Regions from separate parts of the Mus musculus genome. Here region 2 is linked to region 1. The links are chromatin loops, found by intact Hi-C in ENCODE. Cell type or tissue: heart. All regions are shown on one strand.

What was found. Peaks named below come from ENCODE experiments on the same cell type or tissue, not always from the same donor. Only the 100,000 strongest peaks of a DNase experiment are listed, where the experiment ranks them.
Region 2: it touches region 1 in a loop (7-fold over the local background); 25 of 42 quality-filtered maps call a loop at or near these places.

What each region holds. Positions count from the first base shown.
Region 1 is chr9:96,957,911-96,965,910 of GRCm38, forward strand. All of the region lies in intron 2 of Spsb4 (splA/ryanodine receptor domain and SOCS box containing 4), which reads right to left. Among named protein-coding and RNA genes, the nearest start is that of Gm16010, 52 kb to the right of the region's middle. In heart, CTCF peaks have their summits at 2,530 (motif pointing left) and 3,272 (motif pointing right); no DNase peak of the experiment used is centred here; H3K27ac peaks cover 3,672 bases.
Region 2 is chr9:97,065,577-97,073,576 of GRCm38, forward strand. No RefSeq gene overlaps it. Among named protein-coding and RNA genes, the nearest start is that of Gm19325, 14 kb to the left of the region's middle. In heart, a CTCF peak has its summit at 3,363 (motif pointing left); a DNase peak (open chromatin) is centred at 3,375.

The sequences.
Region 1 (8,000 bases):
AAACCACACCCAAGTCAAGATTCCCAGGTTTTGACGGGTAAAGCGCGCCAGTTACATTAGGAGTTCCGCTGCCCTGAACTCTCTCGGGGTCTTGCTGCACTCTCCCTCCCACTAAGAGCCCTTGCTCAGATCTCTGGCACTCTGCAGTGTCTCTTTAAAGCCTCTATGCCTTTGTAAGCCTTTGTGCCTTCACACATCCTGACCTGACCCCTCCTCTGACAAGCCTTTCATGGCTTTCTCCACCAAGCAGTCTCTTCAATGTCCCCTCCAGTATTCCTGCCGTGTGTCCCTCCACAGTTCTCTCTCGGGGGCCCAGATGGTCATTCTCTCTTCACTGCACTGCCTACCCTTTATTAATGCTCATCTGACCAATCCTAACTCGGTAGCTGCCCCAGTGAGCTGGGGGCTCTTTGAGGCAGGACCTCTGAATGAGTCCTGGTGGCCTTTGAACAGAAAGCTGCAATCCTACAACCTCTACAATCCTCTGCAGGGATAGTGCACTCATTGTTCAGTTGCTTTTCTTGTTGATCATCCACCCAGACCCTAGGGCTCCTGCTCTCATCCCACCTCTGGCCTCATCAGCATGCCAGGCTAGTAGATTATTAACATCTGGAGCCAGGCACGGGGAAGAGCAAGCCCCTTTGGCAGGAATTAAACCCAGTAGATTCGAGCTTATGGGCTTTTCATGAGTCTGTGACCCCGTGCTAATTCATTCTGAAGAATGCCCATGGGAAGGTGGTGGGGGTCTTCACTTAAGCTGCCTCTCTGCTGGGTGCCTGTGGTAGCCATCCATCCATGGGAAAGAACTACCAAGCCTAGGTCCCTGGTTTCTATAATTTAATCCATTATGTGACTCAACTAAGACCCAGATCATTTTTAGACCTCATCTTTAGGACAAGGCTCAGGACCATGAGTCTCTAAGAACCTAATCACCTCGACCTTGTGTAGGGATTTTTCTTTTTCCGGTAGTGGAAATCAGACTCAGGGCTCCTCCTGTGCTCGGCAAGGGCTCTGTCACTGAGCTACACCCCTAGACGTCTTTCTTAGCTTTGGTTTTGAGATGTGGTCTCACTAAGTTATGCAGGCTAGGCTGGCACTCTCTCTGAGTCTCTGGTGGGCCTGATCCACGTGATCCTCTTGCCTCAGCCTCCTGAGTTGCTAGGGTTACCGGCTTGAACCAGTAGATCCCACTCTATCTGAAGGCTTAACACTAATCTTAGTGGGGTAGAACAGTGAGAGGCCACTATGAACAAACACAAATCTTCACTTCCCATCAGGAGACCAAAAGAGGGAATGGAAGAAGATCATGAGCCTCTAGGATGGGGTGCAGATGTCAGGCACTTCTGGGGGGGTACTCACAAGCCTGAGGAAATCCCTCCCTCCTAGGTCTCTAAGTAAGGACACCTGGGGGATGTGTCTTCAACTAGACTGTTCAAACTGACAGCCAGGAGAGCAGGAGGCAGGCTACAGAACACAGACAATCTCCTCTACCTCTAAAGCCACCCTTTGGATGAATGAAATGGCACTGCCAAGGCCAGCCTAGATTTTCACTGTGGTTTTATAATGTAAATAAATACAATGTAAACCATTTATAAACGTCTATCCTGCTAACCCTTATGTCGGTTACTGATGGCTTTCTATGATTTTTGCCCACTGCTTCCTCACAGTCTCACTCCTGCAGGCGCCTTCAAGGGTGACTTGGGTTGGACTTCCTCTCAGCCCTGAAAGAAGTTGAGCAAACCAGCACATTCCAATGCAGCGGCCACGGGGATTGGTTCAGGGTGGCCATGTGACCGAAGGGACCTAATCAGTGTGCCCTATAGGACTTACACTGGGCAATGCTGATGCAAACTTGAGGTTCCTTAGGGCCCAGAGTTGTTTGGGGATCTGATTCCAATCGTGCTGAATGGGTTCCTGGGGCAGACAATCTAAGGTCAATATGGAACACTATATTTGCATGGGTCTTTCTTTCTTTAAAGATTTATTTATTTATTTATTTATTTATTTTGTGTGAGTACATCGCTGTCTTTAGACACACCAGAAGAGGGCATCAGATCCCTTTATAGATAGATAGGTGGTCACGAGCCACCATGTGGTTGCTGGGAATTGAACTCAGGACCTCTGGAAGAGCAGTCAGTGCTCCTAACCGCTGAGCCATCTCTGCAGCCTCTCCGTGGGTCATTTTATTGCATTTTATTGTAGTTTTGAGAGCATGGTAGCTTGAAGTTCAGTAAGCTGCCTCAATGAACCAGAAGGGAGGGGAGGCCAGAACTGTTCGGAGCTATAGTAGAGAGAAAAACAGACGTCAGGCAGAGAGGCCGGAACAAGGTTTAGCCTAGCACTAGTCTTCCAGAAAACACATCCTTTTCCTTTCTTAACTGTGGCTCTGCGGGTTATGGGTTCTGTTCCTTATAAGAGAAAAAAAAATATCCCCCTCTGTGCCAGGTTGCTCTGGACCCTGACCTTGAACTACAGAATCACAGGTGAGTCTGATGAAGTACGGTAGCATCCCTGCTCTGCCCTCTAGAGGCAGACATAGTCATTGCCTTTGTGTCTGTGTTGGAAGACTGGGTCCAGGGGGCAACAGACACATTGGCTCTGGAAGAGTGGGACTGTCGCCTGACTATTAGCTTTCTCTTCCCCTTCGGTTCCAGCCTAGCCTCTGGGCTAGTGAATAGTGACACACCTACCTGGGCCTCCCTTCCCACTTGCTCTACCAGTCCTGTTTGGAAAGGCCCTCTCAGAGGTTAGCTCTGTGAATTCTAGGTTCTTGCCATCATCTTGGCCAGGTTGACTATCTAGATTAACCATCACAAGGGGAATGGGATGCGAAGTGACCTAAGGGGTCTGGGATCAGAGGACAGCAGAAGAGGACCAGGCCAAGGGCACTGTTGGAAGAGTTAGTGTGACTTTTAGAAAGGGGTTAAGAACTTGTGAAAACCCTCCACGGCCTTCACCACCGGAGCCTCAAAGCCCGTCGCCTGAACATTTCTCTTCCTGTTCACTGTGACATAGGAAGGAAATGAAGAGTCAAGGGAGCTCTGGGTTTGGAGGAAGACTCCAGCGAGGTCAGTCGACAGAGGGCTGCATAGCTAAAGATGAGCCACCCAGGAAGCTGAAGGGGTAGCCTGCCTCCACTGCTGTGGCCAGGGTACAACACTAATGGGAACTTTGGGCTCCAGTTTTCAAGTGGGGGTCTCTCCCATTGGCTCCAGGCTGAGGTGTAGCTGTCTTTGCTCGTATTTACGCCCCTGCAATGCAAAAGCAATGCCACCAGGTGGCAATGAGGAGTTACCTTGAGCGGTGTGTGTTATTCTAAGTGGGCATTTTGGATTTGCTCCCATGCAAATGCTTTTCGGTTTCAGCTCAAAGGGTACTTAGAATCTATAACTATGATCAATTTGAGTATCGCTTTAGTAGCGAGCCGCTGAATTATAATTGGGGTTTTTATACATGGTCCCCTCATCTCCTCTACACTAACCCTCCTCTCCCACTTCTGTGCTAGGGATTCATCCCAGGGAGATGCACGCGCTAGGTAAGAGCTCTACCACCAGGCTGCATCCTCGGTCCCCATCCTATGGCCATCTTTCTAACCCTGAGTGGCGAAGCTCTGCCAGATTCTAGCTGTGTGTCTGGAGCAAGTCACTTATCTCTGAGCTCAAAGCAAATCTCTGCACTGTGGGGGGTGGAGTAGGGAGATGGGGGTGTGTGTGTGCACGCACTCTGCACAGGGCTTTCTTGAGGCACACAGGACAGATTAATGCAAGTGGGTGCCTAGTGAAATACTCTATGTAACTTAGGAAGTACCCGACCAGTGACAGGTAAAGACAAAAGGAGCAGGAGATAAGGGGAGGCCAGAAATCACAGTTCACAGTGTATGGGTGGCTACCTATAGACACACCTCAGGAAACTAATCCTTTTCAATTGCAAGGCAAAGCCCTTCCTGCCAGGTATTTTAAGGCCAGAGCCCTTCTGGAATGCTCTTTACCTTGTGGTAAACTTTGCAAGAGCATTCCCACCAGGTGCCTTGCGGATCTCTTAAAAGGTAAAAGGGCCTCCCTCACCTGTGGGAAAGCCAGCCTTGAGAACACGATGCTAAAGTCTCAAGTTCTTTACCTGACACCACCCTCCAGTCTCACTGCCTCTGTCTCTTCTCTGTTCTCCACCAAGTGGCTTGGACAGGAGTGTCCCGCCAGGGGTGAAATCTTGAGTCTGCCCCTCCCCCTAGTAGAGCCACAAGGCCTTGGTCGAGAGCACAGCACTTCTGCAAGGGAGCACTGGTTCACTTCAGACTGTAGCGGTACAAATCATGTGACGCTTTATTTTCCTCAGCTTGCATGGGCAGAGCTAGCACCTCATAAAGTGACGGGGAAATATGTGGCTGGTTTCATAAACCAGGGCTACAAAGGCTCACTTGTGCTGGGCCAGCCACGCAGCCTGTGTAGGCTCCAAGGATGCCTCACAAGCCTGCCCAGGTCTGGGCAGTGAGGTCCGCAGACAGCATGGCCTGCTTGACACCGGCCACCTGTGTGCAGACCACGGGACCTGGCAGCATTTCAACTGTGCCACGCCGCCGTCACCTCTAACGGACCTGCAGATCCTCGGCTGCCAAAAGCAATAGCCACCAGGGGCCATGCCGAGGGGATCCTTGAGCTGGGCCTGGGAGGCCTCAAAGAGGCTTCTGTGGCCAGTCAGGGGGAACCACCCAGGAGCTGTCCACAGAGTGGCAGTGTCCGGGTCACTGGCTGGCTCCAGCAGGCTCCCCTCATAGAATCCACCTACAAGTTCCCTCCTGCCAGACTCTTGTCTTCCTCCCCCTCCCCCAAGAAGTGAGGACTGTCTGGCCTTCCGACCATTGCTCCTGTCTGGTGTGCCTGGAACATCTTTACCCCGGACCATTTTTGCCTGCACAAGGGCCGCCCCTGTAACGCTGCACCCATAGAGACTGGTCCTATCCACAAGCTGACAGCCCTCACTGCCTGTATCCCTCACTCAGCCCCTAATCATTCCCTTATGGGTGAGGCTTATTACTTAATGCCAGGATTATTTATTTCACCGACACCTCACTGACTGAAAGCTGCTGGAGAAAGAGCCCTTTCAACATCCGTGGATTTTCCTGATCAGCTCTCATCTTAAGCAACCAGTGTGTTTTTAGCTTGATCTCTTAGGGTGGGGATTTGCTAAAATGCCCGTGCCCTCGTCTTGAAAACAACCCCTCTAAATAATGGAATCCATTTTGGACGGCTCAGCATCAGAAGGGGAAAAGGTCACTTTTGGTACCGCGCCTTGCTCTGTGTGGCTTCTGAGGTTGGGGCTGCTTCTTCAGAGGGCCTTCCATGACTATTCCAAAAGGTTCTTGCTCTCTTCCTGGAGGCAGGTAGTCAGACTGCGGAGCAGCAGTGGGCTGGGGCCCCTCTGGCTTCACTGTCTCACGTTCTTGATGCTTTTTCTCTGACTGTAGCGGGAGGCAGCTAACCACAAGTGTCTACTTGAGCTGCTTGTCTGTGAACTTCAGAGAGCTTCTGGGGAGACTTAAACAGACTGCAAGCTCCTTCCAAGGCCCCGAGGAACTTTCCCAGCCACTCTAGCGGGCATGAGCAACTAAATCTGTTCCTGTGTCCACACTTGCTTAGTTAGGGCCCCGCTGTGGCCACCCGTGCCTGCCCTGAGTATCTCAGGAATCTGTCCTGAGTGACTTGCTCCGGGGGTGTGGCTTCTCTCCAGCCCTCCACTGTGGCATCCTGCTTAGGATTAATTGCATTTTGGAAGGGCAGACTGGACTAAGACCGGATGGGCTCAAAGCATGCATGACCTGGCACCATCTGCCAACTGCTGTCTTTAGAGGGATGCTGTTTGACACCTTCGGGGACTCTATAGCCTTGTAGCAAAGAGTGGTTGTAATCCCTGATCTTGGAAAGACAGAGATGTCAAAGAGATTTAAGTAACGCATAGGACAGGCACAGCCACTTGGGGATATTTCTGGCTTGTTGTTTTGTTTTGTTTTGTTTTGATCTGATATAGGCTGAGATGGAATCCTCCTTCCATGTCACAGTTCCAGTTGAGGAGCTAGCATTGAGCACAGGCTGACGGGATACAGGGGCTTTGGGCAGGAGGATTAGGGGAACCCTGGAGTCCAGCCAGCAGGGACAAGGATGAGCTGTGGCTGTCTAAACTCTCCTTGGTGACGCTGTCCTTGTGCAGCCATTCTGACCGCAAGGCATTCGGAGGTGCCGTGCCTGGTCCTGGGCAGTAATAATGAATACAATTCCACTCTTCCCCTGAAGTATCCTCATTGAAAACTCTTCCAAGTTGAAGGTTTTACTTCTTGTACGCTGGCTTTGGCATTCAGGGAGCAATGCTTGTCTCCACGGCCTTGCTTCCCACCATTCTCCCTGCATGCCACCCACCGCCACCGCCTCAGCCCTGTAATCTTACCTCAGGGCCTTTGCCCAAGCTCATCTTTCTAATGTGAATAATTTGTCTCTCCCCATCCCATTTAACAGACTCTTACTAGGTAAATCTGCCTCTGTATCTCACAAGGTCCCTCTGTTAGCCTTCCATGATCCCCAGGACAGACCAGGCTCCTGTTATACTCCTCTTCTGGACCACAATTTCTCCTATATGCTATCACCATAGAAGTAACTACATGATATTTTCTGCAATTGCTTGGGCTATTTGTCCTCCCTGCTAGGTGTCTTCCTTGGCTGGCATCCCCTCTCTCTGTCGCGTGCATCATCACAGGAGCCAGCATGAAGCATACACTCAGTGAAGTGCACTTTGGCAGGCAGTGACTGTGCCTTTCACTTGTCTGGGCCACTCCAACCTGCTACCTGTTCTCAAGCCCTGTCTGAACCCTGATCCCTTGGTCTTTCTACCCAGACACACCTTTTGCATTAGCCACTTTCCTATTTCTGTGATAAAAGACCATGACCAAGACAACTTAAGGAAGGGAGGGTTTATTTGGGGCTTACAGTCCCTGAGGGATAGGACAGGAGCCCATCACCACTATGGTGGAAAAGCATGGCAGGAAACAATGGCAACTAGAACAGTAAGCTTAGAGCTCACAGATTTTTTAAAAATTTAATTTATTTAATGTATATGAGAGCTCTGCTGCATATATACCAGCATGCCAGAAGAGGGCATCAGATCTCTTTATAGATAGGTGGTCATGAACCACCATGTGGGTGCTGGGAATTGGATCAGGACCTCTGGAAGAGCAGCCAGTGCCCTTAACCACCAGAGCTCACAGCTTGAACTGCAAGCAGGAAGCAGAGACACTGGGCAAAGCCCACCTCCAGTGGCATACTTCCTCCAACAAGGCCATGCCTCCTAAGCCTTCCCAAACATAGCCACTAACTGAAGACCAAGTGCCTGAGACTTGGGGTGTTGGGGGTGGGAGACAACATCTCATTCAAACTATTACACATTCCTTGCCCACTGCTTGCCGTTTGATGAAGGAATGAATGAGTCACGTGGGAGCAGGAGGAGCTGGAATGGCAGATAAGCCACACGAGAGCCCCAGGTGCTCCGCTGCCTGGCTGACATGTCTGGAGGATTATCTGTGGATCCCAGGACTCAGGGGTGAAATGGCAAGCGTCCTTCTAAGCATGAGGGAGACCCTGAAGTGTCTCCAGTGAGCCACAGCAGGTAGTGGGAATGAATAGTGGAGGGCCATGAGGACTGATTTAAGGCCCACAATGCACTATTGACATAGTTTGTGTTTAGCAAGAGGCTAGCTGTCTAGCTTTTTTAGAAAGGTAGAAAATATTCAGATGGTGGGAAGAGCTGATGTGTCCATCACTTAGGAGAAATAGCAAGTGAGTTACTCCAAGAGTCCTTAGCAGGGATCACCTCCTGAGGTCGCTAGCCCTGTGCTGGTAGTCTACCTGTTATGCTATTTGCACCTCAGATAACTATAGTAAGTGTGGGTTGTTATTTCCACTTTAGAACTGAGACAGGGGTCTGGGATGGCTGAGAAATTTGTCTGGGGTTCCAGAATT
Region 2 (8,000 bases), 110 kb after region 1:
CAGTAATAACGGGAAAGTGTGGAAGCTGATCCTTCCTCAATTGCCTCTCTCCCCTCCTGGCAGATCCAATGCCACTTCGGAGAGTCCTGGAGGACCCAGGGTTCTAGTCCCTGGAAACTAAGTGGTGAGTGACTATCCTATTATTTAATATCTGAGTGAAGTCTGGGAGTAATTTGTTATACAGTGACAGAATAGAAAAATATTTTCTCCTGCCCCAGATGACTATCATCAGGACTTGTTTACCGTTCTCTTGGCTTTCATTTATCATATTGACGGGCACCTGCTTGCCTAGATACATGGTTGTGTTCCTCAGGTTTTGATCTTTCAGCCTTGGCTTACTTTCTGTTTACCGTTATGATCTACTTTTCTTATTCAAAACCAGGCTCCTGGACCAAGTCAGGCTGCTCTTGGAGTTCATTCATTTTCCCTCATGTGAATTTCTGCATTCTCCTGTTCTTGGACAGAGAGAGTGTTTTCAGTGTTTTGCTATGGCAACCAGGCTGCTATGAACATTCTTGTGTGACTCCTGGAACATCTGAGCTATGTTTTCTCTAGGGTCTGTGTCTAGGAGCGAACCGGCCAGCTTATATGCTATTAGCATCAACTGTAGAATGCATATTTTTCCCTGTGTTGATAGTCTCATTTTAGGCAACTGCAGCACCTAAGAATTTCTTTGTCCCTCATCCATTTGATATCGTCCTATTAGATTCTGCATTTTTGAAAGATTTAAAATCACATTTCATTGCAATTTAACTTGTTGTTTCCTAATTGCTAAGATGACCCCCCCAACACACATTTATTATGGTATATTAGGTTTTATTCTCCTGTAAAATGCCCACTTTTGACCTTTGTCCAGATTTTTTTATTGGGTTGCCTTTAATGGACTGATTCATAGAAGTTTTTATGTATTCCGATTCTATCCCTTGACAGTTGTATACATTGCAAATATTTCCAGGCTTTGGATTAGATTTTCCTTTTGGGGAAGTATTTTGAGGAAAAGACATTCTAAAATTTAATGTAGACTAATCTACCAGTCATTTCCTGTCTGGCGTGCACTTTAATATTGAGCACAGAAAAGCCTTTTCCTCCACCAGTTTACAGGGACATTTCTCCTATGATTTCTTACAGTTGTAAAAGGTTAGCCTGTCACATTTAAGTCTAACCCACCTACAGGGATAGTCTAGGACATGAGGTGTGTATCAATTGGCGACGACTATCCAGATTGCTAGCTTTTCATGTGGATAACCACAGAGCCAGTACCATTTTGTTGGATGGTCCAGCCAGTTTTATGCTATTTCTGACCCAATGAAGTTTCTTTTGTTTTCTTCTCCTTTTCTTTGTCAAGTGTTTTGTTATGTAGTCCAGGCTGGCTTCAATCTCTGAATCTCCTGCCCAGGCCTTCCAAGCGCTGGGACTGCAGGCATTCACCACCACACCCATCTTCCAGTCAAGATTCTGCTTTAAGCATGTGAGTCTGTTCTTGGCTCTGCCTTAATCTCCATTGTTTTTTCTATATCCCCATACTCAAGCCCTATGGTCTTAAATTATCCCAAACTTTGTAACTACAATGTGACCCTCTCCTCACCTCTGGACAAGCATCAAGGCTGTTTAGGCCTTTTGTTCTACCGTGTATTTTGGACTTTTATGTGTGTGTGAGTGTATGTACACTCATAACGCCTGAGTGCATGTGGAGGTCAGAGGTCAACCTCAGGAGTTACTCAAGAGACTTCCACCCTTTTGAGGCAGGGTCTCATGATGGAGACCTAAGACTTAGTGATTAGGCTAGGCTGGCTAGCCAGTGAAGCCATCTCCCTAGTGCTGGGGTACTATTTTAAAACCAAGGAAAATTTCCCCTTCTCTAATTTGCAAAGTTTTGCTGAATGCTTTTCCATGAGGATCATGTTTTTTCTTCATTAAACCTCTGGTATAGTAAATTTACACTAATAACTTATTTAACAGTGATCCTGGAATTCTTGGGATTAACCCAATTTTGTTATGACTTACTATCTTTTTTCTTTTTCTTTTCTACAAAATACCATGAATAAAGCTGGTGAGATGGCTTAGTGCTTAAAGTGTGCTGCGGCTCTTGCTGAGGTCCAAATTTTGGTTCCCAGCACCCATGTCAAACAGTACACAACTTCCTCTAACTCCAGGTCCAGGGGATCGGACTCTCTCCTCTGACTTCTGCAAGTAGCTGGATACATGGGCACACGTGTATAACAGATACTTTTTTGAATGTCATGAGTTTGAGGCATGGTAGATCAGATTTGTAATCCTAGCATTCAGGAGACAGAAGCAGATGGCTTTGAGTCTGAGTCCAGCCTGGTCTACATAAATAGTTCCTGGCCAGACTGAGTTAGAGATCCTGTCTCAAAAGAAACCCGAAGACCTTTAAAACGCCAGGAGTAGCCTGTTTGCTACGAGTCCATGAATGCAATCGACCTGCAGCTTTTCTCACTTTCATATCAAGTGAAACTAACCAGAAAGAAGAGTGTGCAGAGGACGGCCTGTTTGCTACCCTCTGGGAAAATGTGTAAATCTGGAGAACAGATGGCTAAAACCTCCAGGGATACTTGTATGTGCAGACAGGTATTGAGAGTTTTGGTGATCCTTGTAATTTACAATTTTATTAACATTTCCACGATTATATAATTAAGATGAACTGCATCTTGCTCATTTTTTTCCTTTGTAACAGGAATCCAAAATCTAGTGATTGAAGCAGGTTTTACTTTTCTTGTGCATGAGCGGTGGGTTGTCCAGAGGGTTGTGGTAGCTCCCCTATGCTCCTGGCATCCACATTCCTTTCTTTCCATTCAGTCCCATAGCATGTGCTTCTGACTGCCTTGTCACTACTGGCTGGGTAGCTTCAAGCATGATGGTCTCATTCCAGACAAGATGAAGTAGAGAGAACAAGACGTGGGCAGAGTGGAGAGAGGCACACTGGTCTTTATCCATTGTCAAAACCAAGGAGACAAACACACTGAGTATGCATCATGCGTTTGAAAAGCGCATATGCATGGACTTGGACAGCTACTACCAAGCTCTCCAACTGCTCTAGCCAAGGCTCAGTGATTAGCAGCTGAAAAGCAAGAATGAAATCCAGTGAGTAGCAGCATACAAAGAATCAGCTTCAAAGACTAAACACCTAACCAAGATATGTCTGGTATGTCCAGGCCAGAGCTGTTGGGAAGGTACAGGACCTAGATAGGCTCATCTACATGTGATGCCTCTGGAAAACTTCAATTCCTACCCTAGTGCTCAAAATAGGTACCAGACCAAAGAAATCTACTTCACAGAGATGGAGACATCCCTGGGTCCATCAGCATGATCGGACAGGTCTTATCTAGCTATTGCTGCCACCTAGTGGCCGTCTTCCTTTAATGGAGGCCGAAATCTAAATGCTAAGCATGGTAGGTTCCTTGAGGCCAGGAAACCACAGAGAAGCTGGCGATCAACTTACATTTGAGAAGGTTCAGGAATGTGTTCTAAAGGAACTTGACTTGAATTTCATGTGTGTTTGATTCTTCCTGCCTGCCTCACGAGGACCACCATTTGTGAACTAGGAATGTGGTCTGCTTGTCAAATGGGCCACTTCAAAGGGAAGAGTGTGGGAAATTGGAACTATGACCACAGGCCTCTTGTATCATGTACCACACCTAAGCTTCTGGCATTAAAGGTCTTTGCAATGGTTTAACGAAGGTACATGTGAAGACTTAGCACACAAGTAACACTCAAAAGTAGCATATACACACTGAAGATGAAAGATTATGTGGTTCTTCTGCAAGGGGCAGAGTCACTCAGGGTCCTTTTGGGCCCTGCAAAATTAGAGGCCCAGATTTCCAAAGACCGAAGTATTTCTGCAAAGGTAAGTGTCTATTTGAATTATAAGATTTGCCACAATGGCTCTGTATATCTAGAAGCAGGAAGAGCCATCGGTTTAGTCAATGGAACTGACTGTCATAATTCAGTGAAAGATTGGAACTTGGTTCTTAAAATAACAGGTTGGAATATGATGGTATGTCAAAGATCCACTTGTGGTTCTGGCCCACTTTCTATGGCAACTAGACAGCAGACTCGTTTTCTAAAAGGGGTACAGTAACCAGATACCAGTCCTTTCAGATTTTTTTGGTTTTTTGGGAGGTTTGGGTTTCACTCAGTGCAGTGTCACTGAAACTCACATTAAGAGCTAAGGGGAGGGCTGGTGAGATGGCTCAGTGGGTAAGAGCACCCGACTGCTCTTCCGAAGGTCCGGAGTTCAAATCCCAGCAACCACATGGTGGCTCACAACCACCTGTAACAAGATCTGACTCCACTCTTCTGGAGTGTCTGAAGACAGCTACAGTGTACTTACATATAATAAATAAATAAATCTTAAAAAAAAAAAAGAAGATGCGCACACACGTGTCTGCTCCATCATTTCCTCCTTAAAAAAAAAAAAAAAAAAAAAGAGCTAAGGGGAATCTAGAATGTGGCTCTGAGACCTGGGGTTGGGACTCATCCCAGCAGCTGTCCTCCTAATTCCTTCACAGGAAGTGCCACACACACTGGAGTCTGGAGCTGCCTCTGAAACACAAAGGAAGGAGCAGCTGTTGAGTAGTCTGTGATGATCGGAGATGCACTGTGCCGACTCATTTCAGAGACTTTTGAATTTCCTCTGAGCAGCTACAGCTCTTGCTCTCGGCCCTTCAGGCATCTGCACTTCTTTTTTTTTTTTTTTTTAAAGATTTATTTATTTATTATATGTAAGTACACTGTAGCTGTCTTTAGATACTCCAGAAGAGGGCGTCAGATCTTGTTACAGATGGTTGTGAGCCACCATGTGGTTGCTGGGATTTGAACTCCGGACCTTTGGAAGAGCAGTCTGGTGCTCTTACCCACTGAGCCATCTCACCAGCCCGCATCTGCACTTCTTATTGGATGCTTCGATGCTTCTGGTCACACTAACTGGAGTCTTTCTTACTCTTGTTGATTTTACAGATGTTTCTCATTTTCTTAGTGGACAGCTTTATCACTTTTCTTTTTTCTATTTAGGGATTAATTTGATCATTTCCTAGTTTCAAGTAGCATTGATTACATGTTCTCCTCCTTAGTGTAAAAGTTGTTCTCTATCCTTTGGGGCACATTCTTTTCTGGAAGCTTTGAAACTTTTTACATTGTTTTACTTCAAAATTGTTTTCTGGACAAATCTCATTTCTTCTTTGATTCATGTGTTACTTAGAAGTATGCTGTTTAACTTCAGCATATTGGTGAGGCTATTCCAGGTATCTTTCTACATTCCTCTCTAAGGTTTCTTACAAATTTATTCTCACTTCCTGTCATCCAACATATGGTCTACCTTGAATACGCCATATTCATTGTCTAGAGTGATCTAGAAATGCCAACTACATCAAGTTGGTTGAATGTTGCTTATAATAAGTATGTATTTAGTGATGAGTGTGTGTGTGTGTGTGTGTGTGTGTGTGAGGATGGTGTTGACACATTCAACCTTTTAGATTTCTGGAAGATGTTTTTATTCTTTTTAAATAAGTTCTGATGTGTATGCATGTTTGCTCACATGTATACTACATACATGTACACTACATGTATGTCTGTTGCCATGAAGGCCAAAACAGGGTGTTGGAATCCCTGCAATTGAGTCACAGACTAGTCTTTCGTTGTTGTTTTGTTTTTTGAGACAAGGTATCACTGTATAGTCCTGGCCTCCAATTCACAGAGATCCTCTGCCTCCCAGTGCACCGCCATGGCCCTTTATAAGAGCAGTCAGGAGCTCCTAACTGCTGAGCCATCTCTCCAGGCTGACATTACTTCTACTAAGAGTTTATCTATAGAGATAACTTGACATCTACATGATAAGGTCCCACATCAATCTACATGACCTATACTGTGTTTTATGCTCCCACAGGACAACACACACCTGGTCACAAGGGGAGTTTGGGACAAAGCTCTACAAGCCTGCAAATCAGCATTAACCACCTGTACTGCAGAAGTTTACATGGGTGCCATTCTGGAAAACTCACATTAACTCACAAAAGCAAACAAGTGAGTGCAGACAGGAATGGGACTATCGTCCCACTACTGTTATTTATTCTCTCCTCTTCTCCTTGGTTGCTGTGCATGCCCAAATAATGTAATCATTTTTTAAAGAGAGAGAAACTATAGGGCATGTACAAACTCATGGCTACTGCACCCACCATGCTGGACGATGAACGAATAACTGAGACCAGGAAGGAATTTTTTTTAAAAAGTCCTAGAGAAAAATGAAAATACAACATTCCAAAATCCATGGAAAAATTATGAAGGTGGTCTTAAGTGGGCAGTTTACAGCTATTGGTGCCTCCAGTAAGAAGTTAAAGACAGCAAATGAATTTACTTAATGATACAACTTAGGGCCTTGGAAAAACAAAAACAAATCAAATCCCAATCCCTCCATGGGAAAAAAATAGTGCCATCAGGGAAGAAATCAATGAAATAGAAACAATAACAAAATACTAGGAGTCAATGAAACAAAAATTTGGTTAAACAGCTAGATGTAGTTGTTAAACCCTCAGCTAGACTAAAAGAAGAAATAGGAATTAATTATTAAGAAAGAAAGAAAGAAAGAAAGAAAGAAAGAAAGAAAGAAAGAAAGAAAGGAAGGAAGGAAGGAAGGAAGGAAGGAAGGAAGGAAGGAAGGAAGGAAGGAAGGAAGGAAGAAGACCGTTGGTAGTGGCCCACTCTGGAAGCAGAGGTAGGTAGGTGATCCTCTGTGAGTTTAAGGCCAGCCTAATCTACAAAGTGAGTTCCAGGACAGGTACGGTACACACAGAGAAATTCTGTCTCAACAAAGCAAAATAAATTAGAAGAAAGGGGGGCCATCACAACAGACACTGATGAAGTGTATAACATCATTAGGTCTTACCTTAAAAAGTAACACCCCACTAAGTTGGAAAAGCTGAAAGAAATGGGTGAATTTATAGATGCATATGGCCTACAAAAATAACATGAAGATGAGCAATTATGATTACATTAGTAATTCAAAATCTAAAAACAAAAAAGCCCAGGTTATCAGACTTTCCAGTGTTCCTCCAGTGTTCCTAGGCTAGAAAAGGAAGAGACATTACCAAACTCCCTTACGATGCTCCTATTCGCCTGATACCGAACCAAGATGAAACAAAACTCTACATCAATTTCCCTGATGAACATAGACACAAATATTATCAACAAGCTACTTGCAAACAGAATTCAAAAATACATTTAAAAAGATCATTCACAACCATGAAGCTAGTTTTAGTCCAGAGATAGAGACTGTTTAATATACATATCAATAAATGTTATTTATGCCTTTCACGTTAAAGTCTCAAGTGCACTCAGAATAAAAGGAACCTCAGTATCGAAAAAGTTACACGACAAACCTGTATTTTGTTAATATAATCCAAAGGTGTCCATTTTCTATACTCTTATTCAATCATACTAGAAGTCTTAAACTAAAGCCACAACCTAAGCAGACAAATAAAAGAAAACCAGGAAAGAAGTCCAAACACCTCTATTTGTAGATGGTATGATTCTATACACAAAAGAATATAAAGAAACTACCAAAAAAACTCTTAAAACTGTTGAACACAGGGCTGGAGAGATGGCTCAGGGGTTAAGAGCACTGACTGCTCTTCCAGAGGTCCTGAGTTCAATTCCCAGCAACCACATGGCGGCTCACAACCATCTGTAAATGGAACCAGATGCCCTCTTCTGCTGTGTCTGAAGACAGCTACAGTGGACTCATAAATAAAATAAATTCTCAAATATAAAAATTGTTAAAAATACATTAAGATGTGACTGACACAAAATATTCTTTTAAGCCGGTGGTGGTGGCACACGCTTTAAAAACAAACAAACAGGGCTGGTGAGATGGCTCAGTGGGTAAGAGCACCCGACTGCTCTTCCAAAGGTCAGGAGTTCAAATCCCAGCAACCACATGGTGGCTCACAACCATCCGATCACGAGATCTGACTCCCTCTTCTGGAGTG